Regions from separate parts of the Homo sapiens genome. Here region 2 is linked to region 1. A link is a loop called in an ENCODE intact Hi-C map of the cell type or tissue named here. Cell type or tissue: Caco-2. All regions are shown on one strand. Links, peaks and the distances in the headings refer to the core of each region. The heading gives the core; the rest is flanking DNA.

Region 1 (16,690 bases), core at 4,255-12,254:
AACATCCTCAATAATGGAGTAAAGTGGCATCATGTGCTTCCTGATATGATGCACTGAGAAGGACATGAGATCATTAATGTGGTGTTTCCTTCCAAAGGCACATCACCTGAACATATCTTTGAGGAAATATTAGAAATACACACTGGAGACATTCTACAAAATAATTGGCTTGTATCCTCCAAAAATACCAAGGTCAGGAAACACAAAGAAAGGCTGAGGAAATGTTTCTGTATAATAAAGGAGCCTAATGAGACATGACGACCAAATGCAGCATGATATCCTGGAATGGATCCTAATTGGGAAAAAGAATTGTTACCAAAGACATGATTGGACAATGGACAAAATTTGAACAGAGGATGTCAATTCAATAATAGTATGTATCAATGTTGAATTTCCTGGGTTTGATAACCAGCCTGTAGTTATGTAAGAGGCTGTGCTTGTTCTTAGGAAATACACAACGAAACACTTAGGAATGAGGGCATAAAAGACAGTAAGGTGGCTGACAGAGACTTAGTAGTATAAAAAACCACAATTTTTCTACACTGTAATTCCTTCCTGGCTATACCAGAGAGATGCCAGTGAGGTCACGCCAAATGGGCAGTGAGGCTCAGTGCATTCACCTGAAGGCAGAAAGGGTGTACACAAGGTATACGTATATTAGTAAAAACACATGGCAGGGTCATCTGTGGGTCTGGAGGAGTTTCTATAATCTTAGCACTTGTATATCAGAGTCTGGCTTATCATGGAAACTCCTACAAATTAGCTATATGAAAAATACCTTCATTCTATTCCAATGGTTCCCCAAGTCTTAACTCATTCTGGCAACAACTCTAAAGTCCAGAGTCTCATCTAAATATCATCTAAATCAGATATGAGTGAGACTTGAGGTATGATTCATCCTGAGGCAGAATTCTTCTCCAGCTGTGAACCTGTGAAACCAGACAAATTATGTGCTTCCAAAATTCAATGGTGAGAAAGACACAGCATAGACATTCCCATTCCAAACAGAACTAGGAAAAAAGGAGAGGGTGAAGGATCTTGAGCAAGTCCAAATCTAGCAAGACAAATTTAATCAGACTTTAGGATTGAGAATAATCCTCTTTGGTTTGATGCTCTGCCCTTCTGGTCCACTGGTGTGGTGGTGGTCCAGCCCCCAAAACTCCAGGTGGTCCTGAACCGCCTCAAAGGTTCCACCGGACAGTCCTAGACCCAAGACTTTAGTGGAAGGCTGTCTGGCCTGTTGAAACTGAGATGGTGGCCCTGATGATCTCTGAATTGTCTTTGCAGGCTCTTCTCCCCTTTTCTTAAGAATAGTACATGCTCACAGCCAAATAGTTCTATGGTCCAGGCCAGTCAAGTCTAAGAAATCCAACAGGCTTCTTTCATTCTGTCCTGTTTTGTCTGTCTCCTTTAGTTCCAACTGGCAGTGTCTTTGCTAATATGATCCCATTCTATTCCTGGCTTTGCTAAGACCCCACTAGAACTGCCCTTAAAGTCTATAATTCTAGCATACACCTCAAAACTCTTCCAGCCTCTACCCCTTACTCAGTTCCAAAGCCACTTCCATGCTTTCAGGTATTTGTTACAGCAGCACCTCAATTGTTGGTACCAAAAAAGTCACTAGTAGGGCCAAGTCAGACATGATGGTGAAAACCATTTTCTATACACTGGGATTCCTCCCTGGCCATATCAGAGAGGCCCCCTGAATATGCAGAAAAGAAGGAACGTACACAAAGGAACCGAGGCTTTCCTTCTCCCACCCTCCTGTCAGACTCCCTTACACCAAAGATGGTCTCTGATTGCCAGTCATGAGAACTTTCTTCAGGGGAGATGGGTTATAGGAAGGTAAAGACTTAGAATAAATTATTCTTTGGCAATATATACAGACTTAGACTTAAAAATTTTCAGCACCTAGCCATGATTCTCGGTGACCTATGGCCAATAATTTAACTAAAAATGTAAAGGCTCTTATTTATGGTGAGGCACCTGACCTGAAGATTGAAATAAAATGAGGTGGTATCCTTGACTCAGTTTTGTTGGTTTTATGTTTTTTTTTGTCCCCCAAAATGAACACCAATATTTTAGGCTCAAAATCTCAGAGCTTCAAGGGATGTCTAAAGATAATTTCATTCAAATTCCTCTTTTCACAATTGGGAAAAGCAAGGAGTCAAGCAGAAAGGTAAAGTGACTTTCTCAGTCTTAATCTTGTGCCAGGACTGGAATCCTTGTCTCTCCCAAAAAAAAAAAAAAAAAAAAAAAAAAAACAAAAAACAAACAAACAAAAAAACACCAAAAAACTCTTACCATTTGAATAGAAATAAAACATTATGTGGTTAAAAAAATTTAAAAAGTTCAAAAGAGCATATCATGAAAAATGAGTCTCCATAGAGTTTGTGACCCTCATTAAAACCTTATTTATCTTCCCAGAAATGTTCCTGGCATACACATACATATATACCTATGTATTCTTTTTTTCATAGAAGAGTATTCATATTATAATGTTATCTATCTTTCTCATTTTGTTTGGCCCTTAATTTGAACTCTTTTCATATCAATATACTCAAATTTATTGTCCACTTCTGAGGGGGTTACACAGTATTCCGTTGTTCTTATTCCATTTATAATTAAAGCATTCCCCTAGTGACAGACTTTTAGGTTGTACGCTGTTCTTTGAGATTATAAACTACGCTGTACTGGTGGAATGTATGTATTTTAACAATGTGCGTCTTTTCATACACTTCCGTCATTTTGTTTTTCTGAAAACTTTGTCTTTAGCAACCACTCCCCTATCATTCTTTACTTCCTTGCCTTGCATTAGTTTCCCTTGCAGATTTATCACTGCCTGAAATAGTACTTGATTGTTTATTTTTTGTCATTTATGTCTGTTGACTAGAATGGAAGCTCCATGGAATTAGGAACTTCGTTTTATTCACTACTATATCCTTAGCCCAGAGAACAGTGACTGGTTCCTGGTAGATGTTTAATAAATATTTGATGAATAAATTAATAAATGCTTTGCACACTTTACTATTAGATATTGTTTTTCTTACTAATTCATAAGAGTGCTGTATATAGTAATTAAATGAGCCCTTGTCATTTGTGTTACCAATATACTTTCCAGTGTATTTATCTGACTTTGTTGATGGCATTATATTTTTGCCATAAATAAATGTTATATAGCCAAACATAACATAACTGTCCTTTATTTTGTAGCTTTTGGGTTTTGTGTCTTGCTTAGAAAGGCCTTAGGCACTCCAGAGTTATTTTTAAAAACTTGTCTGGTACTTTAATGGTTTGTTTTTATGTTGGAGTCTTTGATTCATTTGGAATTTATTTTGGCATAAGTAGTAGCTGTGTATTCAGCTTTGTTATTTTTCCCAAATAGCCCATTGACCCAACATTAATTAAAGAATAATGCATCCTTTTCTCATTATTCTGAATGTCATCTTTATCATATACCAAATTCTCATAAATATTTACACTATACTTTCCAGTCCCTATTATATTTTGTTCATTTGTCTGCCTACTTCTGTGTTGGTATGAATTTGTTGTAATTCCCCTTGATTTATAGTGTATTTTAACATTTGTGTAAGACTGGGCTCTCCTCTTTGTCTCCTTTACACTGATGTTTTCCTGTCAATTCTCGCATGGTTATTTTTCCATAAGAACATCAGAAACCACTGAACCAGTCAATCCACTGTCAAAACATTCCCTTAATATTTTACTGAGGTCAGATTATAATATAGATTAATTTAGGAATAAATGACATCAATAAAAGAACTTAGCTCTCTTGAGTCCTGAATGTTCTTTATGCTCTCACGACTTCCTTGATATACACAAATAAAATGTAATTTTCCTCAATGGGAAGAATGAATGTGACTCTTATACTAAAACTAAAACAAAACCTTCTGTTCCAGTTATCTATTGCTGTGAAGCAACACCATGCCACCCCAAAATTTAGTGGCTTAAAACAGCAACCACTTTTATCACGTCTGATGATTTTGTGGGTCCAGAATTCAAGCAGGGCTTCGTTGGATGGTTCTTCTGCCTTCACATGGTGTTAATTAAGGATACTCAGTGAAGTTCAGTTGGTGGCTGGGCTGGTATGGAAGTACAAGATGGCTTCACCCACTTGCATGACACCTGGGCAAGGATGACAGGAAGGCTTAGCTGAGCTGGGATTATCTCCCAGAGTTCCCAGATGTGGCCTCTCCAGCATGGCAGCTTCAGGGTAGTTGGAATTTTTAGATGGTGACTGAGGCTCCAAAAGCAGGTGTTCCAGTGAACAGGGAGGAGGCTGCATGGCCTTTAATGGTCTAGCCTCAGAAGTCACTTAGTGTCTCTTCTGCTGTATTCTCTCAGTCAGTGAAGTCACAAGCCTGCCCAAATTCAAGGGGAGGGGATATAGACCTTTATCTCTTGATGAGAGAATGCCAAAGAATTTGTGACCATGTTTAAAAACCACCATTCCTTCTAATAGTAGAAAACTAGACAATTTTCTCATTAGTTTAACAACTCTAGACTTTTCTACAATCTTTTTTCTACTTCCCTCACTTCTGTCACTGGAAACATTGCCATGATTCAAAACTATAAGTATTTTATTTTTAAAAACACATTTTCAGTTGAGTTGTATTCTTTGCCCATGTGCGTGGGGACAGCCATGGCCCTCAGCATGACTTTGGCTTTATCTGTCCATTCTTTCTGCTACCCACTTCTGGCCACTTTACAGCTTGCTGGTGCCTCCACCAGAGGGTGGCAGGAGCAGAGAAAGTGAACTCAAATTTGTCCGTTTAAAAAAACTTGTTATTTGGCAGCAGTTTTGCATAAAGGCAGAAAGCAAATTAAAACTAAAAGTACATATTTTGAAGATTAACTGTGAAACTCAACCACTCATTACAAAGAACACCAGAGCTGGCTATTCTTTCTATTAATCCAAGGCCTTATTTCAAAGACCCCTAAAGATGTGCTCCAGTAATCCCCTTCATGCCTTCCTAGATTATGCCTTTCTTTTCTAAATTCCAGTGATAGTAGCAACATTTATTGATTATCTGCTGTGCCAGGTGCTTTACACATGTTTATTATTGCATTTAACCCTAACAGCACTCCAAGGGTGGGAATTGTTATGCTGATTTTTAAGCCAAGAACACTGCTGCCCATTGAAATTAGCTACTAAGGTTCACAGAGCGAAAATGTAGCAAAGTCTATTCACTACACCCTTGTGTCCAGATGTGTTCAGTAGACCAGCAGCATCAGCATCACCTAGGAGCTTGTTAGAAATGCAGAACCTCAGGTTCATTCCCAGACCTTCTGTAAAAAGCTGCATTTAATACGCAGGCGATGCATATTAACATTAAAGTTTTTGAAGCCCTGCTCTCTATCCTGCTTCTCAAACATTCCTGCACACTGGAATCCCATGGAGAACTGCTTTTTACCGATACATAATTGTTCATGAACAACTTTTTAAAAATGCTAATGCCTGAGCACCTTTTCTTCCTCCCAATTCCAATTTAACTGATCTGGGGTGCAACCTGGGCATCAGAAGTTTTCATAGCTCCCCAGGTAGTTCTATCATGCAGCAAAATTTAAGAACCATTGTTTTATATAGTTCACTTGGTACTAAGCATATTCTATATCCGGTATAGTTGTTTATCATTTTTATACACATCATATGTCCCCAACATGAATATATTTTATATATCAGCTCTCTTTACAGAGTGGCGGTTTCTTGCACAAAATATGCACTCACTAAACATTTGCTGCTATTGCTGTTGTTGAAAATGGTGCTTAATTGGTCTGTGGTGGGGCTCGAACATCAGTATTTTTGAAAAACCACCTCACGTGATTCTATTATGCAGCCAAGGTTGAAAACCACTGGGTTGGCTCCTACAGCTCCAGCTGATGGTTGCTATGGAGAAATTTGGGCAGAGGAATGCTAAGTGTCCTGATTTTTGAAGAAGATCCTTAAAACCCAGATTTTTATAATAACTGTTGACAACAAATTCAGGTTTTTGAAAAAACTGTGTGAACAAAATAAACCACATCTGCTGGTCATGTGTGCCTGCACATGCATGAGCATACACTTGTAAAGGGATATGGGATACTCAATATATTTATGGTTATGCACTTGGAAATTCATAACTCTAAGTCTGAATTATTATAAATGCCACCACTACTGCTGCTTTGGAAAAACACACCATCATCATTGCATAACCATCTAGCTTAAAAAAGAGTCACCATATTGTTTCTGTCGATATACATAATACACAGCCCAAAATAGAGATTGTGAAGTCTTGGAGAATGAATAATCTGTGCCTCATTTTGTTCTATGCAATGCCTAAATATGCCAACAGAACAAGAGGATGTGTCCCAAAAAGAGGGGGCAGGAGGCATTTGGAAATTCTGGGAAGAAAGATAGTCTATAAGAGCAGGGTACTATTGTTATGAATTCTACCCACTGCCTGAGCACCACTCAGTGATTAAGGAAAACCAAAGAAAGGAGACCCAAGAAGAAAAACTAGAACAAGAAATAAAGGTATGAAAGAGAAATATGGCCAGAAGAAATTTTCCCATCTGGTTTCTTCACCACTAGTGGCTCCTTATGTATGGATTTGTTTGCCAGAGCTAATAAACAGTGAGGGTCTCTAATGATGTGAAGCTGGGTGGTAAAGGCACTGGGGGCTTACGTCATGCAGCCAATGATGTGTTGAGTGAAATATACCACATGTTGAATTTGCTGGCATCAGCACCTTCTGCCGATTTAACTTATGGGCAGATGATAGCAGGCCCAACACCCAATACTACTTGCCCATATCCTTGCTTTCATTTCATAAAGCAAGAATAAAAGAGAGTCAGTATCAATATCAAAATAAATACCACTAGTAATATTGATGATGTTACTTTTACCACCAATAATAATAGCAGTTATCAATTACCGAATGCTTACAATGGGCCAAGCACTGTGCTAAACACCTTACGTATTATATCTCATTTATTCTCAAAACAATAGCCACACTGATTCTTTTAAAAGAGATGTCAGATCTTGCTTTCACCTCCTCAAAACCCTTCAGTGGCTCCCATTTTACTGAGTGCCACAGGCGAAGTCCCTTTCACAGTCTGCAAAGCTGTATGTCTACCAACTATCCACCCCCTTCCCTACTCATTATCTCTCTGACTCCACCTCCTACTCCTCTTCCCCTCTCTTAATCCATTCCATCTGGCCTAATGAACCTTCTATTTCTCCAACATGAAGCCTCTGCACTAGCTGCCCCCTTCATAAGAGATGCTCTTCCCCTAGATATGCACAAGCATCATTCCTGTCACCTTCTCAGTGAGGGTTTCTCATACCAAGCTGTTTAAAATTGCATTTCCCCATTCCTACATTCCCCTTCTTCTTTTTTCTCTCCATAGCACTTATCACCTTCTAATATCCAACACTGTACTTATTGATTTTTTAAATGGACTCTCATCCACTGGACTGTAAGCTTCATGAAGGCAGAGATTTTATTCTGTTTTGTTGATTATAGTGTCTCCAGTGCCTAAGGCAAGGCCAGGCACTTATCTGGCACTTGATAAACATTTTTAGAATGAATAAATTAATGAATTTAATCCTCACAACAACCATAAGAGATAGGTGCTATAATTATCCTGCTTTAACAAGTATTGGGTATGAAGTTTAGAGACATTATATTTGCCCAAGATCACAAATGAGAAATTGTTAGAGGGATGTAAGCCAAGGACATCAAGACATGTATAATAACATTTGTGACCTGCCTTGTTATTTTAACACTTCGGGCCTTACTTAGAAAATGATACATGTGACAACTGGAATCTAGAAGTGGACCTATATTGGGTGCAGCTGGGACTAGGACAATTACTGGGAGCTGATGGGAAAATGAAGGGAAAACTCCAAAATTGACTATTTTTATTTCCTGTGGTTAGGGTAATTCTTAATTTTTAGAGCAGTTGATACCATTTTTTGGATGATCATTTGTAGAGGAGATGGATCTTCTGAAGTATTATGATCATGGGAAATAAATCAAGGCTTAGCAAACTGTATTTCCTTGGGGGTAAATAAGTCAAAGGCCAATTTAGATCTTAAATCGCCTAAGACATTTCATCCAATGAGAGCCAACTGCAGGAATTTAAGAGTCCAAAGACACTGTAGGAAATTACCACTGCAAACATGTCCCCAGGACTCTTAAAGGCTTCTGCAGAAAGCTCATTAACTCTGTTTTTAATGTTTCAAATACTCTCTCATCCAAGAATAAATCAGATAGAATTCAACTCATGCCAAACACAGGGTGCCTGAGCTAGCTAATTGTGCCTAAAGCCTCAGGGGAACTTGGTAAATATTAAGCAATCCACTGGAGCTGGAGCTTTCAGTGGGTCAAAGTGCTTAGTCCACAACACATTCATTTGTATGGTGTTTGGCTAAACCAAAACGTGAAGCTCAAGGGATAGAAGATTAAAATATTTTCTCTAGATCAAAAAAAATTTTTCAAACACTTTTTGAAGGTTGTCTGAAGAAAAGATATATAAGCAGGAAACATCTTTTGGCAACTCTGTGATGAGTTTGACAGACAAGAGTTTCTTATGTCCTTCATACAATTTAAAGACAAGAAATATACTAGTGACTTGACATTTTAAGCTCATTAATTTCAAGTAATACACTTCATAATTTCCAAAAAAAAGTCATGTCTGTGTATTCGGCTCGTGGCAAAATCTAAAATTCTATGCTTGGAACAAAGAAATTAGAAAAATGTGGCAGTATTCTTTCTCTAATATACATAAAAACACTTAAACAGTTTGTGATTATTTTCCATTTCTTATATGAGTCCCAAATTATGCACTTTATTACTAAGGATGGATGGAGTCTGAGAAGTAATACAAGGTTCAATCCACATATCCAAAATGACTGTCTTGAACTGCAAACATTAGAATTCTACCTAAGTCTTAATGAAACAAAGTACATACTGGGTTCAGTTATAAAGGCCTTGCCACTCTTAATATAAATGTTTATTCATTTAAGGCTACACGGCAAACCAATATGGAAAAGCATATGGTGGTAAAAAATGAACCAGGAGATAGGGGGTAGCTTTGGAAATGGCATCAGAGGAGCATGAGCAAAATGTAAACAGAGATCAGCTATAATCAAGAGTTCTTATCAGTATCCTCAGTCATTTGATATATTAATGGAATGATAACTTGATTATGCCAACCTGAGTGAAGTCATGCAGTGGTTGAAGTATGGAAGAAAATCACATTTTCTAAATGTCTACTATATGTCAGGCACTTTATATTTTTAGTAATAATAGCTAATAGTAAGGATCTATAATATAAAAATAACTTTCCACAAATGAATTCCAATTCTTACAGTAAAACTATGAAGTAGGTGTTGTCATCCCCATTTTACAGATGAGAAAACTGAGATCTGAAAAGATTGAATAACTTGTTCTGTGTCACGTAGGTAGTAAACAAATCAGAATTCAAACTTCATTCTAATTCCAAAGCCCAAAATCTTTCTGCTTCATCATCCATGTACAAACAAGACATAATAATTTGGTGTGATTTACACTGTTCTCTAGGGAAAGGGCTCTTGGGGGTACTCATGTGAAAAATTACAGGGATAAAAATAAACAAATAAAAGAAAGCAGCCTCTACAGGTAACGTTTTTCGGACAAACAACTGAGAACAATAGGTTTTGAAAACTTCTCCTAATGAGGATATTTTAAATGTTAGAAAACTTAGTTTTGCTTTAGAGAAATACCAAAAATCAAATTACATAATTTTCAATAAGATTTTAGCTCATAGACATGTACATATCTATGTGTAAATACCTAGCTTTTTCATATCAGAATGCCCATTTTCAAAAATCTTATGCACTTATATGTTACTTCCAAATATATACAGAATATGCCAGAAGTGGATTTTGTATACCTTGTATATTACAGGTAAACTGCTTAATTCAAAAACATATTTCTAAACCCTGTGTTTATAAGAAAAATCATTTACCTGCCACATGTATTATTAGCCTGGTCATTTCTTATCCAGGAACATAATTTCCTGCCTTATTCACCAACAGTTACTTGAAAGAGTACACTAATCCAGCAAAGAGTCACTGCATCAAGTTTACCCCCCTACCAACTTGCAAAAGCTTGGGAGTGTGCAGGAACAGGCAGAGGGCAGAACAGGCACTCCCTCTGCCCATGTTTGCAAGCTGACAGACTGCAGGGAGGAAATGATTCATGCCACAGAATCTCCAGCCAACTTCGTGTCACTGGACTTTATAAAAACAAATAAACTAAAGCTTTTCAACAGACTGGAACTGCTTAAACAACTTTAGTAACATGGCTGCTTTATAAGGTCCCCGGGCAGTTCAATCTTTAGAAACTTGGGCCATAGATAAGATACTTTGTAAAGAGCAAATCCATTACCAGCTTATTATTGTAAACTGGATTGTCACTTTGGGAATCACAAAGAAATATGATAACTGCAAACAGCAGCAGTCAATTGCCATATGGATAATCTTTATCAGCTGGAAAAAATTAATTTGATTTTCTTAGAAACCTTAATTTTATTTTTAAGAGTTTGAACTTTAAAAGTTTGAAAACTGCATGGTACAATTACTTTATGGAAGTCTCATCAAACAGTATACCTTATAATTCTTATGCCTTATATTTCCTTCCCTATTGACTACTTATTTTATAATGGCTTCTAGAAGCTCATGAGGAATACTAATTCATTTAGAGTTTCTATTTCTCCCACCAATAATTTCAATCTATTGTCAAAGCAATGTAAAAGAAAATTCAAGTAACTTCTATCACATTTGGAAAACTTAAGAGGAGGAAATAAGATATTCTAATCGGGCGTATTTTGACTTCAACTAAATTTATTGGCTAAAATCCTGTGCATTTTGAAGGTCAGAATTGTTTACTTGGCTATGTCCAATATTAACCAGTTAGGTTAGGTACATATTATTTGCATATTGAAATGCATTATTACCTTTTCCAAATTAAAAAGCAAATTATGTCTGACAATACTACCCTACCCAGTTCCAGTTTTTGGCAGTAGAGTATACACATATGTCTATGGTACTTATAGCTATCAACCATCGTTGAATCAGACACTATTCCTATATAACAAGCATTCTCTACTTATACTAATTGTAGCCATCTTGCCTTCTGGGAACATGGAGAGAATTGCCAATCTTAGACTAGAAAGGGGTGAATCCTAGCCAGAAGTCCTCTTCTACTTCATCGTTACCCCCATGCTTCCAGGCAGTCATGACCAGGTGGTAGCGATGGCGGGAGTGAGGGACCAAGGCCTAACGGCTGCTGATTGCTCTCTTCACTCATGTCTTTGCCCATCAACCTATCAGTCTCTCTACTTCCTGGAAGCACGTGTACTCTGATCATTTTAAGGATCCGGAAGTCAAGTTATCTGAACTGCTATTCATCAGGTTTTCTGATTTCAAATCCATTTTTTTTCTGTGACTATAGCACAGCCTCTCACTTTTTTTTTTTTTTTTTTGAGAAGGAGTCTCTCTCTGTCACCAGGCTGGAGTACAGTGGCACCATCTCGGCTCACTGCAGCCTCAGCCTCCCGGGTTCAAGCAATTCTCCTGCCTCAGCCTCCCGAGAAGCTGGGATTACAGGCACATGCCACCACACCAGGTTAATTTTTGTATTTTTAGTAGAGATGAAGTTTCACCATGTTGGCTAGGATGGTCTTGATCTCCTGACCTTTTGATCCACCCACCCACTTCGGCCTCCCAAAGTGCTGAGATTACAGGTGTGAGCCACCACACCATTCCTAGAAGTCAAGTTATTTGTACTGCTGTTCATCAGGTTTTCTGATTTCAAATCAATTTTTTTTTCTGTGACTGTACCACAGCCTCTCACTTTCAAATAATGCTAATCAACATTTGAAAAACTAATGACACATTCATAATTCCTTCAACAAATGTGTGCTAAACACTAGCTGGATGGCAGGGACTGATCTGGTATACAAATGGTCAGAGTTACTACCTTCAAAGAACTTTCAGCATAGGCTGGAAGCAGGACGTGGAGATGTTTCACAGCAATTAGAAGTAGGGACAGAGGTCAACGAATACACTGAAGAGGGATTGAGCATTTGTACATGGCAAGAGATCGGGGAAGCCTTCAAAGTCAGACTGGTGGTTAAACATTCAGTCAATTTAGAGTAAGGGATGGTAAAAACCCTTTTATGTATCAAACCTCTTTGGTTTAGAAATTACAGACAGGGTAGCAAACCCTGTGGTCTTTATCAACCACACTGGGATTAGCAGCGACATGAAATAACAATTCCTTAGGCTTATTTCCTCAATGGATACATACCAACATTCAGGCTTGATATACTGGGTTACTGCACAGTCTAGTAAGCTAGCCTTTGGGTTCTGGGCTCAGTTTGACCAGGTTCAAGTCCTTCTATGCCATCTAGAACTGATAGTAGAAAAGTTGCTTGAGTTCCTGTTTTCAAAAATGGAAATTTTCAAAGCATGTTACATGCACTGTTGTAACATGCTTTGTTGCTACATGCACTGTTGTAACATGCTTTGAAAATTTCCTTTCTTGTCAGTTAGGCTGGATACTCTAAGGCACTTCTCACAGCAATACAAGTAGATTACAACAAGAAATGTTTACAGTACTGCCGGGCTTGCAGGACATCTCTAAAGGGTACACTGAACTAAAACACAAAGAGTAAGTGGTGAGAAATGCATAAACTGTGATTGCCATGGGGACAAATGTTGAACTAACATTGTGATGAGAAGCCTAAGCCTGGGGCTCAATACAAGGAGGGAGAGATAAACACAAGATTTACTTTAAGCCCAAATCCTTAAAGGGACTAGAATAGCTCCCAGGTTAGCACAAAAACAGTTGGAGAGCCAGAGTTGGTCTATGGGTCATAGTTCACTAATCCCACATACAAGATAACAATGCTACTTAACATATGTAATTATTTTATGATTTATAAACTCTTTCCCCTTATCTTATCCAATTTAATCCTTATACAACTCCTGTAAGGTAACTAAAAGAATTATATTCTGCCCTTGGTATGCCACTGCCCTGACATCTTTATTTTGAAAAAAAATACACGGATGACTTTTCTGTCTGGCATACTCTATTACTTCACAGCACCCTGGGGTCCTCTTTGTGCCCCCTGACTTTACTGCGGTATTGTGACAAGATGACCATGGCAGGATGTGTGTACAGTGTGCACAAGAGTGTGCACAAATGAACAGGAGGAGAAGATTCTTCTTTATCCTGTCTAATACAATGTACCATTAATAAGACATTAGTCTACCACTAATAAGACATAAGGCACTAGAAAATTAATGTTAGATACAAAGCAAAGAAGACTAGACACGAAGCTAAAACTTCATAGAAAGAGGAGATGGAAAGGTTGAAGAAATGTTGAAAATGCTCTTTTGGGTGCGACAACTAGCATCAGTTGAAATAACCGCAGAATAAAATGGTCTGTTTTTGCCTAGTTATGTTGCATTTCCTTTCCTCTAAGTACGTGTGTCCTTTACCACAGAAGCCAATGAAGGCCATGAATCAACACACTGCTGATGCTTACCTTGATGATTCTATTTCCCTGGCAATAGCCAGAAAGAATAGGAAATTTATGTACACCAAAACTTCCAATGTCCAAGCACTTCCTCTTCCCACTTTGAATATGTTATAATGATGTCATCCATCTAGGCAAGATTTACTCAGCATTGTAGACCAGGACCAGAGCTCAGAAATTTTCTCATTAAACCCTTGCATTTAAGTGGAGTCTATGAAGGTTCGGAGGGGAGAGATCAGGTTATAAACAGTGATCATATATTACTTGTTGCACAGATGAGTTGTAAATATGTAGAAATTACTTTCAACTCACTGTAATTCTTTTAAAATTATTTATTATTTAATTTTTTTGAGATGAGGTCTCACTATGTTGCCCAGGCTGGTCTCAAACTCCTGGCCTCAAGCAATCCTCCCTCCTCAGCCTCCTGAGAACTCACCATAATTCTATAAAGACATCTTATATGTTTGCATTGGAAGACATAAATAAATGCCAATGCTGGAAAGAGAAGTAAAAAGGTGGAGACAGAGGGGGAAACTAACATCATATCTACTATATGAAACATATGGCACACACTTTTCATGCTACGTTGAATTCAGTTATCACAACTCTGCTGGGAGGTTTGACTCTCGTTTTGCAAAACAGAAAATTAAGATTTAACAACACATCCCAGGCTCTCAGCTTGTGAGTTGCAGAGCTGAGGTTTGAACTCATGTCTATATTGACTGTAAAGCATGTATTATTGCACACATTGCCTTCACAACAAGGAATTCTACATTTTGGGAATGATTATAGAAAGAAAACATGAGTAGAAAATAATATAAACAACTTAAATTGTAAGACGGCATACGATAGAAGTCTATCCATTGGTCTAAATATCACACTGCAGCAGTATTTTACCCCTATGCTGGGCTATTTTTTAACACTCCTCTCCTCTCTTGAACAAAACTTTTTCAACAACAATCAAAAACATTTCACCACCAGTGCACACTCTGTTTCACTGTTCCAAATTTAAAACACAAATGAATATTCTAGGTTGTCACACAGTATGACAAAACTGAAACAACTGAAGATGTATTTCTTTGACTGCACAATCATTGGCTATAATCATTTATTTTGAATCTATTTAAATGCCCAATACCTAGTAGCCCAAGGGTTAAAGACACAACCTGTACCAAAAGTACTGAACATCATTCCAAAGTTTTAGGAACTAACTCTGGAAACTAATGTGTGGAGCCAAATCCCATGTTTTAGAGCTGACTACATAACTAGGAGTCCTCCAAATTGACTTTCATGTAAATTTGTGTTTATTAAAAGATAAGTATTAAAAGATGCTAGTTTGGAGATGAAATATATGTTACTAAAACTCAACAGTAACTGCAGCAGTTGTTTAGAACTTAAATCAACACAACACATTTTTTAGGGGGATATTTTACGACTGAGACTGCTTAGAACGGGGCATTATAATAATAAAAAGTCAGCTGACATTTTTGTCCATTTTATCATTGTTGTAAAATTATTTTCAGATAACTTGTCCCCTTTATTGTCTGCAGTGCCTTGGACAGACCATTCTCACCATCCTGCCCATGGTATGTCACTGCCCTGAAATCTTTATTTTGAAAAAAATACGTGGATGGCTTTTCTTTCTGGCATACTCCCTTACTTCATAGCACCGTGGGGTCCCCTTTGTGCCCCTCTGTCACTGGCTTTACTGTGGTATTGTGTCAAGATGATCATGGCAGGACGTGTGTGAGGTGTGCACATGAGTGTGTATGAGGTGTGCACATGAGTGTGCACAAAGAAGCAAGAGGAGAATGTTCCTCAGTATCAAATACAGCACTCCAAGGAGATAATCATCTATGGAGTGACTTCCTGGGAGGATCAATGCTCCACTATTTCAGAACATTCTCTAGTAGTGACCCTCACTAGTCTGGGGACAGTCTTCTAAACCAAAATGGATAATGATAGGGAATGCTGGGGGATCACACCAGGCACAATGCCACACTTCGGGCACTATATCACTACTCACTTATCAATGCTGGCTTTACTTCTGACAAATTCAGATGGGCACAAGGGCTCCCCAAGCTAGGAGACTGTTTGATTTTAGCTTTGGCTACTCTGGCTCCAGCTTCACTACAATGGCATTGCTGGTCAAGATCCCAACTGAAGTCGTCATTTGAATTTAGGCCAAATCACCCTTTGACTCATTCTTTAAAGAGGTTAATAGCCTAACATTAATTAAGCTCTGTTTGCAGGTAATTTTCAAAAGAGCTGTAGAAAAGGGAAACTATTATTTACCCCATTTTATGGATGAAGAAACAGAGGTTTGAGGAGAATAAGAAACTTGCACCAAGTCAGGAAACCAGCAGGCAACAGAGCTGGATCTCCAAGACAGTTCTGATTCCTAAATCCATTCTCTTAACCTGTATAGTATATTTCTGAGCAATAGAGTGGTTAGAACACCTATCTACATTAGGCAGACATCCAAACTGACAAACTTAGCTTAAGATTAAAGCACTCCTCCCAAAAAGGTATAGGTTTGTCCTTTGCAATACTTATGAAGATATTTTTACCCAAGAATTCTAGAACCTAGGTAACATCATCCAGAGCATAGGTCCACATAAAAGAGAAAGGTTATAATTGAAAATACAACTATTAAACATAACATTATGTTTCAGACATGATTCCTACCATGTCTTCAGGTAAAGAATATCACATTCCTTGAAGTATACTTGATGGAGATTTTATGTATTATCTTATTAATAATAATAATTTACCTGTAAACCATATTATTTGGGAAGTTTCCTTTAGATTTCATCTAAAAGCCTCTGTAGAAATGCCGGCAGTGTCAGAATTACTCATGGTTACCGTTCCACCCACATCCTAGTGTGGATGAGTGTTGGCCATAATGTCAAAGACTGTCTAGCTTCTAGCCCCTTCACTAAGGAGAAATGCAGTTTCAGCTCCTCATGTGTGTTGTCATAGAATACTAGCAGAAGCATCTCCAGGGCTGGAAGCAGGACACTTTGGAAGCTGGTGCTCAATGTATTGCTACATTCAGTGGTCCCAACCCTTGGAGGCGTTGAAGGCATTTTCTTATATT
Region 2 (16,690 bases), core at 3,755-11,754, 89 kb after region 1:
TTGATTATAATATAATTGTTTATAAATAAAACTCAGGAGAACTAAGTGAAAAATAATTATCATTAACAAACAGAATCAAAAGACAAAATACTAAAAGCAATAGCTTTCATATAACAGTAACCACCAATTAGAAAACAGTATCTTAAATAATCTCAAAAATAATTAAATAAAAAGTATCTAATACCTAGGAATAACCTTAAAAAGAATGCAGGACCTCTACAAATAAATGATTTTTTTGTCATATCACATAAGACTTGAAAAAGAGATATTTTGAAATTATTGAAAATTGTGAAGATGCAAACTTTTCCAAAATAATTCATAATTTGCACATAATTCTATACAAAGTACAACAAGTTTTGTTTTGTTTTTTGAGATGGAGTTTCGCTCTTGTTGCCCAGGCCAGAGTGCAATGGCATGATCTCGGCTCACTGCAACCTTGTGCCTTCCGGGTTCGAGCCTCTCAAGTAGCTGGATACAGGCGTGTGCCACCATGCCTGGCTAATTTTGTATTTTTAGTGGAGATGGGGTTTCACCATGTTGGTCAGGCCGGCTTGAACTCCTGACCTCAAGTGATCCACCTTCCTCAGCGTCCCAAAGTGCTGGGATTACAGGCATGAGGCACCGTGCCCGGTCCAAGATTTTTTAAATTTGAAAATTAATTCCAATACTCACCTTAAAGAATGCTGAGACAATAACTGCTAAAATAAATTTAAAATACAGAAAAATGAAAGAGTTAGGGGCCACCATGTCAGAAACAGGCTATAATACAAATTATAATGGGATATATAAACTATAATATGGTTCTGCTACAATAATTAATAGATGGTTACAGAAATAGAGAGCCCAGATACAGAAATGTATATACCAATTAAAAGATAGATTTAATCAAAAAGTCAGTGAAGAAAAGAGCACTTATTTAATAAATGGCATTGAATTAACTATTTGAATAATTTAAAATGTATGTTGCTATCTCATACTATATGTTAAAATAAAGACAGATAAATGTTATGTTAAATTTTAAAATAAAATAATAAAGGATTATGTAAAATACAGGTGGTTATTTATCAGCTATTGAGCCTAGCAAAATAATTTCTAAACATAAAGGTAGTGAAATGTGTCAGAGAGTAATAGTAGATTTGACTGGAGTAGCAAAGGTGAAACACATTTATATATCAGAGAGCAGAATACTCAAAAGGCAAACACCAAACTGGAAAAATAATTTCCAGAGACATAACACGCAAAGGTAGTTCATAAGCAAAATATTAACATCTCAATGGATAAATGGGCAAAGAACACAGATCAACAAGTTACCAAAAATCCTTATAATTATCCAATAAGCATTCAAAATTTTTAAAATTTTTTTTAAAAAACTAATGCTTAATGCTGTTGAATGTGAGGAGAAATAGTCACGACACAGAGAGTAGGTGTGTAAATTAATATCTTTGGCCACATCGATGAAGAATCATAAAAACGTCCATGCCCTTTGATTGCCTCTCCTAGGAACTGTCCAATAGAAACAATTAAGAAGGTGAAAAAAGATGTAATGCAAAACTATTCAAGGCCGTATCATTCATTCTAGGCAGAAGCATAAACATTCAACCATAGACGTACATCCAAAAGTGCAATATTATACAGTCATTGAATAATCATGTTTTGAAAAATATTTAATGTCATGAGAAAATTTTCCTAGTCAAGTGAACATAAGTAAGATATAAAACTTTGTCCAGACCATAATTGTGATTCTGTGATGTAACCATATATGCAGAGAAAAAAACTGGAAGAAAATATGCCAAAATGTTACAGCAGCTATCTCTGAATACTAAGGTAGGCAATTTTTATTTTATACACTGAATATCAGAATAAAATTTATTAAAGAATAAAAACAATACTGTCATGAGAAATCAGAAGCTGGACACACTGGTCATGACCTTCTAAGGATGTAAGGAAGCCTTCGCCTTTTATGTTCCTCTAATTTTACTCCATGATCTCACAGGGAAATGAGTGGAGCAAGTGGCTCATCAGCCACCTTGGCCTCTGAAAAGAATTGTCCCAGAAGCCATCTCTCTATCAAACCTGGCTAATTTCTTCTCTCCTCCTTCAGCTCTGGCCTCTTCCTGCTCACCTCTGCCAATCTCCTTTCCTTCCACTCAAAGTCTGGCCACAACAAAAAAGAAAGCAGGTTTGGAGAGAGGTCAGTATGCTGGGTTATTGTCAAAGGAGTTATGTGTGTTTGTGTGTTTCTGCAAAAGTGCATTCTGCTGCTGCTAAATTGTCATTCCATACACTATCTACATTGGAAAGATCTTTCTCAAAAAAAAAAAAAAAAGAAAGAAAGAAATATACTTTTGAAAATTCCTGCAATGCCTACTGTGACAGTGACATCAGAAGTCTATTTGTTCTTCACAAGTATAATTCATGGAGCTTTATTGAAACCATATCATTTGATCACTCAACAATATTCAGCAAATCTTTGTGGGGTGCTCTCTATGGTTCTGGGAAATATAATGTGAGAGTGGGCGGCTGAATCATGGTCCTCAGAGATGTCCATAGCTTTATCCTGAAACTTGTGAATAAGTTACTTCCTATAGCAATACTTACACATGTGATTGAGGTAAGGATCTTGAGACAGGGAGCTTATCCTGCAATATTTGGGTGGGCCCAAATAATCACAGAGATCTTTACAAGGAAATAGGCAGAAGAGTCAAGATAGTTGTTGTCCTTGCAAAGTATTTTTTGCAACTTCCCAGTCTCCCATCATTACCGGGGACACAGTTATGCAAATATAGCCTCCATTTTTATAAGAAATGAAGGAATTAAAAAATAGAAGTAGATGAAAACTATTTAGCAACATATATTTTAATTATAAAATTAGGAGGCACAGATTCCCCTTTCCAATTAGTTTTTAAGTCAAATCAATCAAATTTCAAAGAGCAGTTATGCATTTATTTTTAAAATTTAATTAGGAAGAAATTCGAAGCAATTAATGAATGTTATCAATTATAATGCATTACCATGAGAAAACCCCAACAACCCTTAAGTATGATTGAATATTTTGTACTCTGTAATGATGAACTAGGCTTAGCCATTTAAAAAAATTAACTCCTGAGCTTAAAATAATCTCAACAAGTCAAACAGGTCTAAGTGAACCTGCAGTGAACCTAGGAGAGAACTTTCTCATGCTACACCCTTCTTTGCAGTAATGGGAGGGTTTGATCTCAGAGGGAATACCTTTGTTTCATCGTGTCCTGTTAATATATTAATAAGTTCAATTGCCAGCTGTTCATTTTCATGATGACACAGGGATATCTTTATTTCTATTTATCCTGTATATAATCAGGGGCACCATGACCCTCTTCTTTGAAATGAATGATTTCAAGCTTAATGGAAATTTAAAGTACTATATAGCAAAACTCTATGATCTGAGTCCTGGAGGGGAAGGGGTGAGTAGACATTAGATAATAAATCCCCAATGAAAGCCAAGAGAACTCGAGAAAGCCTGACCATTTTGGTCCATAAAATGTGTCAGGGGTCAGTGCTCTGCAAATGGGAGGAGATGGGGAATGAAGGTTTCATAATTTAGTGATCACCCAAATGGTATCGGAGGAGTTTGAACTATAAAGAGAAAAGTAGTTGCCTCTTGCTGACCACCAAGATTGCTACAGGTTTCAAGGAAAGAGAGCGCTAGTCATCACGACCACTTCATTTGGTAATTATTTATGAAGTACCTTCCTGCCCTTGATGACGAATTCTTTCTTTCTTTGAAACCTGTAGCGATCTTGTTGGTCAGCAAGAAGCAACTACTTATTTCTTTATAGTTCAAACTCTTATGATACAGTTGGGTGACAACTGAATTATGAATCCTTCTTTCCACATGTGCCATTTGCAGAGCACTGACCCCTGACACATTCCAAGTACAGAAATGGTCAGACTCTCTTGAGTTCTCTTGGTTTTCACTGGCGATTTATCATTAAGGATGTAAGTATAACTTAACTTTAAAAAAGACTCGCATATATGAAAAAATCAGCATAATCACATAGAAACGCAATTCAGGGATCAAAATGCTATTTTTAAAAAATCTTTTAAAAGTCTCCATTGTAAAAATGATTACTGCTCAACTCTGAGAAAAGTAATGATACCAAAAGAGGTTAACCAGAATGAAATGTACAATGTTGGTAATTAATGATTACTTTAGATAACTATGTAAACATTTTTTCAGAGGCACTTGCTATCAATTAGGAAAGCTACAATACACAGATAAGCAGGCCTTGTCCTGGTTTGTTCCATCGGCTAGAGAAGCAGCCTTTAGCTAGGGGTCTTTATTAAAAAGACTTGTATACCTCCCATCTTGACAACCTAAAAGTTCATTCTCTGAACATAAACACAACCCATTAAGTACCTGTCATGAGGTTATTACAAAACATATAAAAATATAAAACTTGGTCTTTGCACATTTATAACAGATTCAGGTTGTTTGGCTAAATGTACATTAAATGTTCAAGAGTCAGCAAGTTCTGGGTATGAAAACTAATATTTAAACAGAGAAATGCCTTTTCTGAGAAAGAAAACCCCTGCCACTGGCTTTGGAGAGTAAGAACACAAGCCAGCAGATGACAGGGAAGGACTCTATGCCACTAGTTAAAAATAAATGACAGAGAAGCCCATGCAAAAGCAGGCCAGAAAGATGCGAATTTAGAGAATGGCAAACAAAACAGCCAAAATAAGGTCAAGGACAGATGTAAGACAGAAGGAAGTCAAAGCAGGAATGGCTTGAGTTTGAAGGCAAAGGCAGAATTCTGAATTTGACAGAGGGAGTGATGGGCAGCCATGTGGCTAGTTAGAGGGTGATTTAAAGTTGGCCAATGAAAGACAAAGTATGAAAGGGAAAATCAGTTCTTCAGAAATGATTATTAAAAATTCTTGAAGGCAAGCTACTTACAGCCATATTTCAGTACAAGCATGGTGAACACTGTATACCAATATAAGGAGTGTTCCTTATTTTAAATCTGTTCTCATCTATTTTCATGGATTTCACATATATATGACCCATTTCTGACAGCAGGGAAGGTCACTTTCATATTAATATTCAATATGTCACACCACTGTCATATCAACTATCCTCAGGCAGGTCTGATGGCTGGTTGACAGAAATGGGCATTTTGAGAGGAAATTCCCAGAACCAAGTAACCCAGCTGGAGAATACCGCTGCAGGAAAGACAGCAGTACTATATATTAACTCAGCAGGGAAAACAGCTAAATTGTTCTTCCTGCTTATTAATAGACCAACATTTAGTCCAACAGCTCTAATTTTCTGTGGAATTTTTGACTTTCTCTCTTGAAAACTGAAAGTCATGTTAATGGTTTTCTGCATAATGCTTGTCTGTATGGTTTAGGGATATGAGGGAAGATTTTTTCAAAATAGGGAAGCCGGTCCAAAGAATATTAGCCTTATCTTTTCCCTAAATACTATATATGTGAGACTATCTTAATTCAAAGGAGGCGATATAGTGAAAAGCTTTTCTGTGCTAGTTTTAGTAATAACTTGTAATAATGGGAAAAAAAGAAGATTAAGTTTGAGTGAATAATAGGACGCTAAAAAAGAAGATACTAACTTGGCTCTTAAGTTTTTAGTGGGACTTACTGCTTTGATTTATAAGCAATAATCATAGAGGCAGAAATGAGACAATCTAGCATCTAAGCATTCAAATGAACATTTTAAGAATTAATGAGGAAGGAAGGAAAGGAGGGAAGAAGGAGGAAGGGGAGAAGGAAGAAAGGAGGGGAGTTAGCCGGGAAGTAAACAGAGGGAAGAAGGGAGAGAGAAGGAAGGAAACTAGACACTCTTAAAGAAAGCATCATAACTTAATATTTAAGATTCTTATTTTATACAATTAAAAATCTCGTTTAATTATTTAAGAAAGAAAACTTCCACAGGTATAATGTACAACTGTACCTTAGAGACCATGTGATATGTATTCATAGTCTGAAAAGTCTTTGTATTTATTCTTGGGAAATAAGGACTACACACTCAAAAAGAAATTCCTGCAGAGAGGCAGGTAAATGGACAGCACGATTTACAGTAGACCTCACATTTACACATTGGCAACCCTCACAAAAGCTGATATGCCCTGACGTTTATTTCCTCTGAACATTTACTTACGAGTGTCAAAGTCTGAAAGAAACCTCATTACAAAAAGTGACATTTTATCTCCATTTGTGCATTTATGAACGTATTCTACATTTTTCTGAAGTGTTATTTATTCTTTACTTTAAAAATGTACTACCCAATTTATCTATGAGGTCTTTCAGTCTCAATTCATGACAACCTTTGTACTTACTGTTCCTAAAAACTCAAAGACGAGTTTCTGAGCTTTGTAATAAAGAACTTCATTCTGCTGTACAAATTAAACCAGGTGTAGGTAAACCAGTGTAGGTAAATGAAAAACTGGGGTTAAAAAGAAAAAGATGCCAATCTATAGTAGGCTCAGCTTTTTTTTGAGAGAGAGATTAAGGTGCATACAGTCAACTGGTGTGAAGGTCACCAAACAAAATGTTGCAATCTTAAAGTGCCACTGACATGCAGTCAGTGTGCTGCAGCAGCTCAGGATTAATCCATGCAGCTCTTTCTCCTTCCTTGCTATTGTTTCAGAATCCTTCATAAATGTGCATTATGAAGTCTGTTATATTTGCAGGAAAACATTCTAAAAATTAGACAAATTTTTCTTCAAATTGAAATAAAAATATGTAAATAATATAACTTTTAAAAATTTGGTTTCCCACACCCAGGTTTTGTTATAGGAAAAGTGACCCACAGGCTCAAAACTCCATAAATATTTCCTTGTGATACATATGAGCTATGACAAGTCTAACCTTAATTATTTATTATCCACTTACTAATGACGTCTAAATTACCAAATATTTCAGTTGAAGATTTTCTGATTTTCCTGGGAAACAGCTGAAAGCTACAAGCCACTACATGTACTTTTTTTTTTTTTTTTTTTTTTGAGACAGAGTCTCGCTGTGTCACCCAGGCTGGAGTGCAGTGGCGCGATCTCAGCTCACTGCAACCTCTGTCTCCCAGATTCAAGCGATTCTCCTGCCTCAGCCTCCCGAGTAGCTGGGACTACAGGTGCCTGCCACCATGCCTAGCTAATTTTTTTTGTATTTTTAGTAGAGATGGGGTTTCACTATGTTAGCCAAGCTGGTCTTACATTCCTGACCTCGTGATCCACCCGCCTCAGCCTCCCAAAGTTCTGGGATTACAGGCGTGAGCCACCACGCCCGGCCTACATGTACCTTTAGCTTTCAAAAGTCAGAGTCAAAATCAGAAGGAAGCATTCCTGGTTCAGGGACCTCTATTCTCTTTCACCTGCTCCTGACCTGCTGCTTTCCTTTTGGTGAGGACAGCTCCTTATAAAGCAAATAGCTCCCCACTCTGAATGGAAAGGCTCATCTCCTCAGTCCATGTTGCAAGCACAAATCTCCCTGATAGTCATTTAGGGAGTGAATCAGACTTGCAGCCAATAAGCACAAAGCTGACCTTTAAACCTCAGCCTTTAATAGAGCATTGGGTTATTTTACTTTGTGTTTGCTCAACATTTCCAGGGGTCAAAGGGCCTGGTTTACTGACGTGGGGTGAACTAGGGAACCTTGCTTCAACTTCTATGTTGCAACAGATAAAAAAGCACTGGGGGCTGGGCTGGTAGGGGCCTAAGCCCCAACCTCAAGTATGCCCAGTATCACAGGTGTTAGAATACATTCTGAAGTCTTTAGCATTTAGAGATGACTAGATTGCCCGAGGCTGAGGACTAGCCCTTAGCTAACAACTATGGGAGAAATGAGAAAGAGTCTTGGGGGCTGGGGAGTAAGCTTTCACATTTTCCCAGTACTGCACCAAATGACAGATCTTGAGGTGAAAGGAGAAATCAGTTAATACTGATTCTGTCTTTATTTAAACATTAATATTTATTTTACCATGGGTATTTGTGCATTACTTTTGATTTTTAAAAGTAGTGCATTAAAATAATATTTGTTGTGATTGCCTGGATTTTTGGCACCCCCTTCCGTTTGGTGCCCAAGGTGCGTGCCTAACTTCCCTCACCCTAGTCCTAGCCCTGGTCTGTCACCTCATGGTTCCCATCCAACATTTTCACATAAAAATGGGGGTAGATTTAAGCAGGCTGGTGGAGATGCTTACAGCAGGGTTGAGAAGGGGAGAAGTGTCCAAGTCATCCAAGAAAATCATTACTGAGCATGTAGTATGTGCCAGATGTACATTCCTTTGGTCCTCACCTATGAGGAAGGCCTACTAATCTTCTGCTGAGAAAGATGAGGCTCCGAGAAACATGCTTCCTTCCACTTTCCTCCAACCCAGGAACCGGCGCTATAAACCACCTGGTGCTCAAGCAGAAACGTGGGGGCTGTCCATGACCCCTCCTTGCTAACCCACCTGTAACTATTTATGATCACTCAAATAGTAAATGGAGGGGTAAAGTTCAAAAGATGGTCTGCTTGATGACAATGTCCACACTCTTTTTGCTATATCTGCAACCTCTCCCAAGAAAACTGGTCTTGTTAAATTGTTCTGGCATCCTGTTGGCTGGTCCAGGACAAGGTTAAATTATTTTTAAGTGCTGTTTTGCAAATTTCTCCAGTATATTTCAGTTCGAATTTGAATACCAGCTCTATCTCTGGCCCAGGATGCTACTTGAAGCCCGACATCTCTCCACTCAGATATCTCACATCCATCCAAACAAACAACTCCAAAATAAGATTCTTGACCTTCCTCTCAAACCCTTATTCTCCCCAGTTTCCTCCATCTCAGGCACTGGCACCACCAAGTGTCTTGTACACAAGCCGGATACCTGTCAGTTGTCTTTGAAACTTCCCTCCTCTTCTCCATCCAAACCATCACCAACTCTTGTCTATTTCAGTAGTCAAAACAATTAATAGCAGCAACAGTTATTAAAGCATTCACTATGTGCCAGGTACTCTTGTGATGCATATACAGCATTATTAACTCATTCGATTTTCATAACAACTTCACATCATGGCTCCTATGATTATTTTCATTTAACGGTGGCATAGGAAAATTAATTTGCCCAAGGTCATACAGCTAGTAAGAGAGGAAGTTAGTACTATAACCCAGTCATTCTGGCTTCAGAACACACACTTTTAGCCATGACACTCTATCCAAGATAATCCCCAATCCATTCACCTTACTCGTTTTCCACTGTCTCATTTTAGTTCAAGCTCACTGATTTTAGTCATTGCTCACTCTAGCAACAGCAAAGGTCTCCCAAGTGGTCGTCTTGGTTCTGTTTCTACCTCATTTTCACACATCAATCTTCATGAAACAGCTAGCAGGATCATCTTAAAGTTTATATTGGATCACGCCATTTCCGCTGCTAAAATCCACAAAACCACTCAACTACTTTCTGAATGAAATTCAAACTCCTTAATGTGGTCTCTAAGGTGTATGTAAACCGGCCCCTTCCCTCTTCCCAGACTTTGTCTCCTACCCTTCTCTACCTTACCATCTTTCTATTCCACTGGCCTTCCTGCTCATCTTTAAACCCAGCAAATTCATTCCTGTCTCATGGCCTTTGCACATGCTGCTCCCTCTGCCTGCAGTGTTCTCCTAGCCCTCAAGACAGCTTCATCAAATCCTCAATGTGTCTCAGGGTACTTTCTTGACCCCTTTCCCCAAACTAAAATAACCTCTGTATTATTTTATCTTAGCACCCGCTCTCTACTTTCATGGCAATAAAAAAATGCATTCCAGGAGGAAATATAAAACGAAATAAAAATTTTGCAAATCATATCTCTGATAAGAAACTTGTATCTTGAATATACAAAAAACTCAATAGTAAAAAGGCAAGATAATTTAAAAACAGGCAAAGGATCTGGAATATTATTAAGCAATATAAAGAAATGAATTTTATCGATACATGGTATGACATGGATAACCTTTGAAAACATTATGCTTAGTGAAAGAAATCAGTCACAAAAAGTCAAACATATTGTATTATTCCATATACATGAGATGTCCAGAATAGGAAAATTCATAATTCATACAGACAGAAAGTAGATTAGTTGTTGCCCAGAGCTGGAGGAGGGAATGAGGAGCAAGTGTTAATGAGTGTGAGGTTTTTGAGGGGAGTGACAAAAATGATCTAAAATTAATAGTGGTGATAGCTGCAAACTGAGAATATACTAAAAATCACTCAATTGTGTGCACTTTAAGTGGGTAAATTGCATAGCATGTGGATTCTCAATAAAGCTGTTTAAAAATAGAATGGAATGTAGTTTTTACTACACTTTAAAATGGACCTGTTTGGCATTTACAAGGCAGGTGTGGCTTAACTAAGAGTATCTACAACTTGCTTTTGATAGGAGAAGATAAGTTTTAGATGAAACTTCCTCATATAGAATTTATAATCTCTCTCTCTTCTCATAATTCCTAGTCTTTTTGTCTTTTTCTATAGATATTGTTGAAATCTTAGAATAAGATGTATAGAATTTTAGCATGGGACAAGATATAAGAGATAATGTAGTCTCTGATTTTAGAGGAAAGAAAACATACTCGGAAAGAATAAACATCCTTTCCACGATCACAAAGATAATGAGAATGAGAATCAGAGCTTTCCAGATCAAAGCTTTATTTTTTATTTTTCAACAGCACCATAGAAAATGTAGAGTAGTGAATGGTATTTTCCAAAATATCTTCTTGACCAAAGTCGCTAACAATTGACAAGGATGAAGTCTACACAGAGATTGCTTTTTATTGCAGTCATTCCCTCAGTAGCCCTTGACCGAGTGCTTGGTTTGTATTAGTCACTTTGGGAATAAGGACTTACTTTTTTTTTTTTTTTTTTTTTTTTTTTTTAAGGCAGTATTGAGTAGGAAGTTTACATTGGAGTCTCTCCCTCAAGAGTTAGGTCTTCATAGGTACTGAACACTTACACCAATCACCTCCATTACTCAGCTCCTAAGCAGAGATGGAAGCCTCCTAGGTGGAATGTTGAATTTGATTTTGAATTCTCTCTTCAACATTTTCAGCATAAAATTCTTTTCCACTCCTAGATAATATGCCTTTTCTATCTTCTCTTCTCTGTAAAACACTTGGCTTTGAGATCCTGAGAGGTCTTACTTAGTTGTGGGTCTTTGATTATCTCAGGTTTTCTTTTGTCAGCATCAGTGGGAAATAAGAAGTGAAAAAGTGATTTCGTTTCTTAGTGTTTCTGAGTTAATAATGGAAGCACAACTTTGGTTAAATCATTACTTTTGATTCAAATTAAAACACTGGTATCAACATAATACTTTTAAAAATAATCAGACTAGACAATCTGTTCAGATAAGCATTTGACCTCAAAAATATTTTTTACTTCTATATTCCTTGACTACCGCCCCTTTCCAACTTTCCTCTATTTCAGAAAGTTTAAATTGCCTAAAAGAATTCCGGCTTCATTCAGTGGGGTCTTTTATTAATAGGCAGAGAAAAGAGAACTGTATTATAAGACTCAATGACATATAGGATGGATTTTTGCTACTCCATTTCGTCTGGCTGATGACAAGAAATGCATGTGTCCATGCTCAGTGTTGGTTTAGGTGGGCTGGAGAAGGTGGGGCTACTATTTTGACATCACTGTTATTGCTCAATTCTCTGAAATATATTTTTAAAGCATTTTATCAGCTGCTTCACTGAATTTCTCTGCAAACTATTATCTTCTCACATAATCCAGTAAAAAAGAAAGCACATAGTCCTTTTAGATTCCCAAAGAATTTAAAAATAAGTTCGGCCAGGCATGATGGCTCATGCCTATTATCCCAGCACTTTGGGAGGCCAAGGCAGGAGTATTGCTTGAGGTCAAGAGTTTGAGACCAGCCTGGGCAACATAGTGAGGCCTAATCTCTAAGAAAAAAAATTTTTTAAAAATTAACTGGGTGTTCTGTCACACACCTGTAATCCCAGCTACTAGGGAGGCTGAGGCAGGAGGATTGCTTGACCCCAGGAGGTGGAGGCTGCAGTGAGCCATGATAGCAACACTGTAATCCAGTCTGGATGACAGTGTGAGACCCTGTCTAAAAAAAAAAAAAAAGTTAAAAATGTTTATGAAGCTTATAAAAATGCATTCATTCAATCTGTTTTGGTTGTCACCTGATAGAAATTCTTGAAAAGGCAACCAGGTTCCTCTCTACTATATGGGACTATGAAATAGAGTTTTCTACATGATAGTGAATGATAGTAATAAATATGTTTAACCATCTTCCTATCATTCAGTAACCAGTTTGTATACTATCTTATACAAGGTAAGTATTATCTTGTATTAAATATTAAAAATATTAATTAAAACATTAAATTAAAATTTAAAATATTAGTTTAATTAAAAATATTAAATTAAAATATAAAGATAAGTATTAATTATCTTGTATAAGATAGTAAACAAACTGCTTACTGAATGATAAGTATTATCTTATGCTTATCTGATAATATAAGATAGTATACAATATCTTATACACTGTCTTATTATATAAGATAAACTTACTAATAATTCTCTTTCAGAGTTTCATTGTACCATTAGTTAGCATCTAACTTAGGTAGAGAGTAAAGAGGCAAAGGTGGTGAACTGTGATTCTATCTAATTTCTGATTTTTTCATTCTAGAAAAAGTTTAGGGGAAAAGAGAATAAAACTAGTGTAAATTGTAAGGTTTGGGGCTTTTTGGTGTCATCAATTGGCAAACCTCTCCTAATTGTGTTCCTAATTAAGCTTTATTGGACTACACAATATTTAGAAGGGAAGAAAAAAGAGAGGGAGGAAGAAATTATTAATTCACAGAAACTTGATTTAATTGCCAATAGTTAAAAACCTTAAGATTTCACACAAAAATGAAGATTTCTATTTTTTCTTCTTAAAACAAGACAATATAGTCACCCTAACTAAGCCTGTATTACCACAGGACAATACTGAGGGGTAGCTGTCCTGTTTAGGCAAGCTATACTCACCCTTCACCTTTTCCTGGCCAGGCTGGCTAAATTCTTTTATCCTCTTGATCCCTAAAGGCATTTTGTCCATGAGACCCTTCTGATCTAGGCCATCCTTCCTAACATTCTGGCCATTAAAATGAACACTTGGCATTTGATTAGCAGGTATAGATGCATAAAAGATGAATGAGAAAATATATGTCTTCTAGTCTGACTCTGACCTCAGAATCTAATGTCTTCCTAAATAAGAAAATACAGCACACATACCTACTTTTTAAACTATTTTCATCAGCTGACCAAAAATCTGGATTTTTCTGACATTGTCTTAAAAGGCAACAAACTAGTGACATGCGAACAGAAACCACAGGTTTAAAGAACATTGCTGAAAATATTATACGTTTGGTATCTGTGCAAGTGTTTTCTCAGAGTGCTTTCATCTTTCCTATTTTTATTTTTTCTAAAAATAGGACTGTTTTAATATCAATATGTCATCAAATAATCCATTTAAGCAGCAGATTACCAGGCAAAACCAAGAAACATCAATAGATAGGAGTGTAAGACACTGTGTAGCCCTGCACTTCTCTGAAACAGCAGATCAGATTTCCCAGTGAGGACATTTGCCTTTAGAGTAGAGTTAGGCGCATTTGAAGGCTATAGGAGCTCTTCAGAGTCATGATGGTAGTAATTACTCAGTAACTGCTTTAGTGATTTAAAGCAGAGCTTCTCAAACATGAATGAATCACCTGGGCATCTTGTTAAATGAAGATTCTGGTCCAACAGGTCTGGGGTGGGGCCTAAAATTATGCATTTCTGACAAGTCCCCAGGGGAAGTCTATGGGGCTGGCCTAGGGTCCACACTCGGAATAGGAAGGTTCTAAAGAAATACAGCATTGTAAAAGGAAAAATAAACATTTTGAGGCTAAATGACAGCAGTCATTGTGGGCTGATAATACCTGCCAGACAAATTATCTCAGCATCATTTCTTGTTCCTAGGAGTTGAAGCAGCCAAAGTTGGCTGACTGTGTGCTAGCTCTCTTTAGAGATCCTGAGCAGGCTGAAGACCCTGTTGTACTGGGTAGTTCTGAAGCACAAAAGACCACGGAAGAGTTTTTTAATCAAAAAATATTTGAGGTAATCTCTGAAATGCTTACAGAAGACTGCAATTTGGTCTGTAGTTTACATTCAGAATAATTGCCTTTGAAGATTTAAAAAAAGAAGGAGCTTTGAAGAATACCCCATTTGCAACATCATTGCCTCTCAACCAGTTAAACATTTTCGATTCTTTCAGTCCACTCAGTAGGGTCCTAGTTAATGCACTGGTTACTAACAATTTAGCAATTAGTTTCAATTTCCTCCACCAAACATTTTATAAATGGTAAAACTGACTAACTCAGATACCCACTCCCTCCCCTACAGTGCAGCAAATGTATCAGCAACCTGAAGGAAAGAATGTTCCTCCATGAACATCCAACTTAACTGAGGAGTGATTTAAGTACTGAGAAAATTAATCTCATACTATTCGAAAAGAAGAACCGAACTGCAAACCAATAGTCACATTACAGAAAAGATAATACTTAGCTAAAGCTTCAGATGTCCATGTAGGATGGCCTTCACCTTCAAATACGTTAAATATTATAAATATTCTAAAAGAAAAAAATTCAAGGTTCAGTTTTTTCCTCTTTTACTTTCTGATATTTATGTATTTATTATTTATTTATAAATATTTATATATTTATTTATTATACTTTAAGTTCTGCGGTACATGTGCAGAACGTGCAGTTTTGTTACATAGGTATGCACATGCCATGGTCGTTTGCTGCACCCATCAACCTGTCACCTACATTAGGTATTTCTCCTAATGTTATCCCTTCCTTAGGCCCCCACCCCCCAACAGGCCCGGGTGTGTGAGTTCCCTTCCCTGTGTCCATGTGTTCTTGTTCAACTCCCATTTATAAGTGAGAACATGTGGTGTTTGGTTTTCTGTTCCTACGATAGTTTGTGATAGCTTGCTGAGAATGATGGTTTCCAGCTTCATCCATGTCCCTGCAAAGGACATGAACTCATCCTTTTTATGACTGCATAGTATTCCATGGTGTATATGTGCCACATTTTCTTTATCCACTCTATCATTGATGGACATTTCGGTTGGTTCCAAGTCTTTGCTATTGCGAGTAGTGCTGCAATGAACATACCTGTGCATGTGTCTTTACAGTAGAATGATTTATAATCCTTTGGGTATATACCCAGTAATGGGATTGCTGGGTCAAATGGTATTTCTAGCTCTAGATCCCTGAGGAATCACCACACCGTCTTCCACAATGGTTGAACTAATTTACACCCCCACCAACAGTGTGAAAGCGTTCCTCTTTCTCCACATCCTCTCTAGCATCTGTTGTTTCCTGACTTTTTAATGATCGTCATTCTAGCTGGCGTGAGATGGTATCTCATTGGGGTTTTGATTTGCATTTCTTGGATGACCAGTGATGATGAGCTTTTTTTCATGTTTGTTGGCTGCATAAATGTCTTCTTTTGAGAAGTGTCTGTTCAGATCCTTTGCCTACTTTTTGATGGTTTTTTTATTGTAAATTTCTTTAAGTTCTAATATCCAGAATCTACAAAGGTTTAGTTTTTATATAGGTACTTATAAATATTTTTATTTGAAAATGTATTTGTTTGTATTTTGGGGGCATAATATCACGCTCTTATTAATATATTCACAAGACATTTTGGTAAACAGAGCAGTTAAATTTTAGCCATTCAATTTTAAGAAATCACTTGAAACCATATGGGTTAGGCAGTGCCTAATGTTTTACCTGCTGTCCTCTTTTCTTTGCTTCCACTTCCTCTAAAAGATTATTATTCTATGCTCATTAAGGACATTTTATTTAGCACATTTTCTAAATGGCTTTTGAGAATGTATTATCTGGTGAACTCTGTCTTTAAACACCAAAATGGAAAGGTTAAAGTGACAGGCTTATCTATCCGAGATGTATCTTTCTAAAAATACGAGAAGGTTATTATTTTTTTTCTTGTTTCATACCATACTGGGTAAATGAATCTATGGGTTTAAATTATAAAGCAAACATCATCAGGAACATCACAGAGTTCAGAGATGATCAGACAAATTGCACTGAAAAAGTTTACCCTCAATTATCTTTATCAGCAATGGGAAAAGTGACAGGATACATTCAAACCACTGTGTTGGGTTTGTAATATTCATGATTATTATTTTTGAACCAGATTTCTTTGTATTTCCTTAACATGTTTGTACAGACTAATATTTAAACAATTTTCTTTCATTCCTTTAATCTACTGTAATTAAAGGGAAGAGAACATAAAGCTTAACTTTATAATTCACTAAGTAATGATTGGCTATCTTGAGAATTATTTGTCTATGAGATTGTAGCTCCAGAGTTATGCTGTAGTTATGACTGAGTGTCAGGTACTAAAACTTTTAGAGGATTCATCCAGAACTGCCTGGTCATAGAAAAGATGGGGAAAAGGTAAAATTTGTAAGAAGTGCTTCCAGGAATCTTAGTTTCTATTTACTAAGATTCTGCTCCAGACAAAACGTCACAATTTTAGTTGATAAGCACTTCATGTGTTCTCTCATAAGGTTATGTAACTTCATCTAACTCTTACAGGGTTATTTGTATTTTAGCAGAAGATTTGCATTTTAGCAGAAGATTCCAAAAGCCTGGAAAGTT

What was found. Peaks named below come from ENCODE experiments on the same cell type or tissue, not always from the same donor. Only the 100,000 strongest peaks of a DNase experiment are listed, where the experiment ranks them.
Region 2: a loop joins it to region 1, with 6 times the contacts of the local background. A loop is called at or near these places in 3 of 110 quality-filtered maps.

Annotation. Positions count from the first base shown.
Region 1 is chr3:24,355,111-24,371,800 of GRCh38, forward strand. The region is part of intron 1 of THRB (thyroid hormone receptor beta); the gene reads right to left. Among named protein-coding and RNA genes, the nearest start is that of THRB-AS1, 130 kb to the right of the region's middle. RefSeq lists an enhancer at 4,791-5,423. In Caco-2, for the core only: no CTCF peak of the experiment used is centred there; DNase peaks (open chromatin) are centred at 8,341 and 10,201.
Region 2 is chr3:24,444,251-24,460,940 of GRCh38, forward strand. The region is part of intron 1 of THRB (thyroid hormone receptor beta); the gene reads right to left. Among named protein-coding and RNA genes, the nearest start is that of THRB-AS1, 41 kb to the right of the region's middle. RefSeq lists an enhancer at 7,469-7,613 and a cis regulatory region at 7,534-7,547. In Caco-2, for the core only: no CTCF peak of the experiment used is centred there; a DNase peak (open chromatin) is centred at 7,621; H3K4me3 peaks cover 743 bases.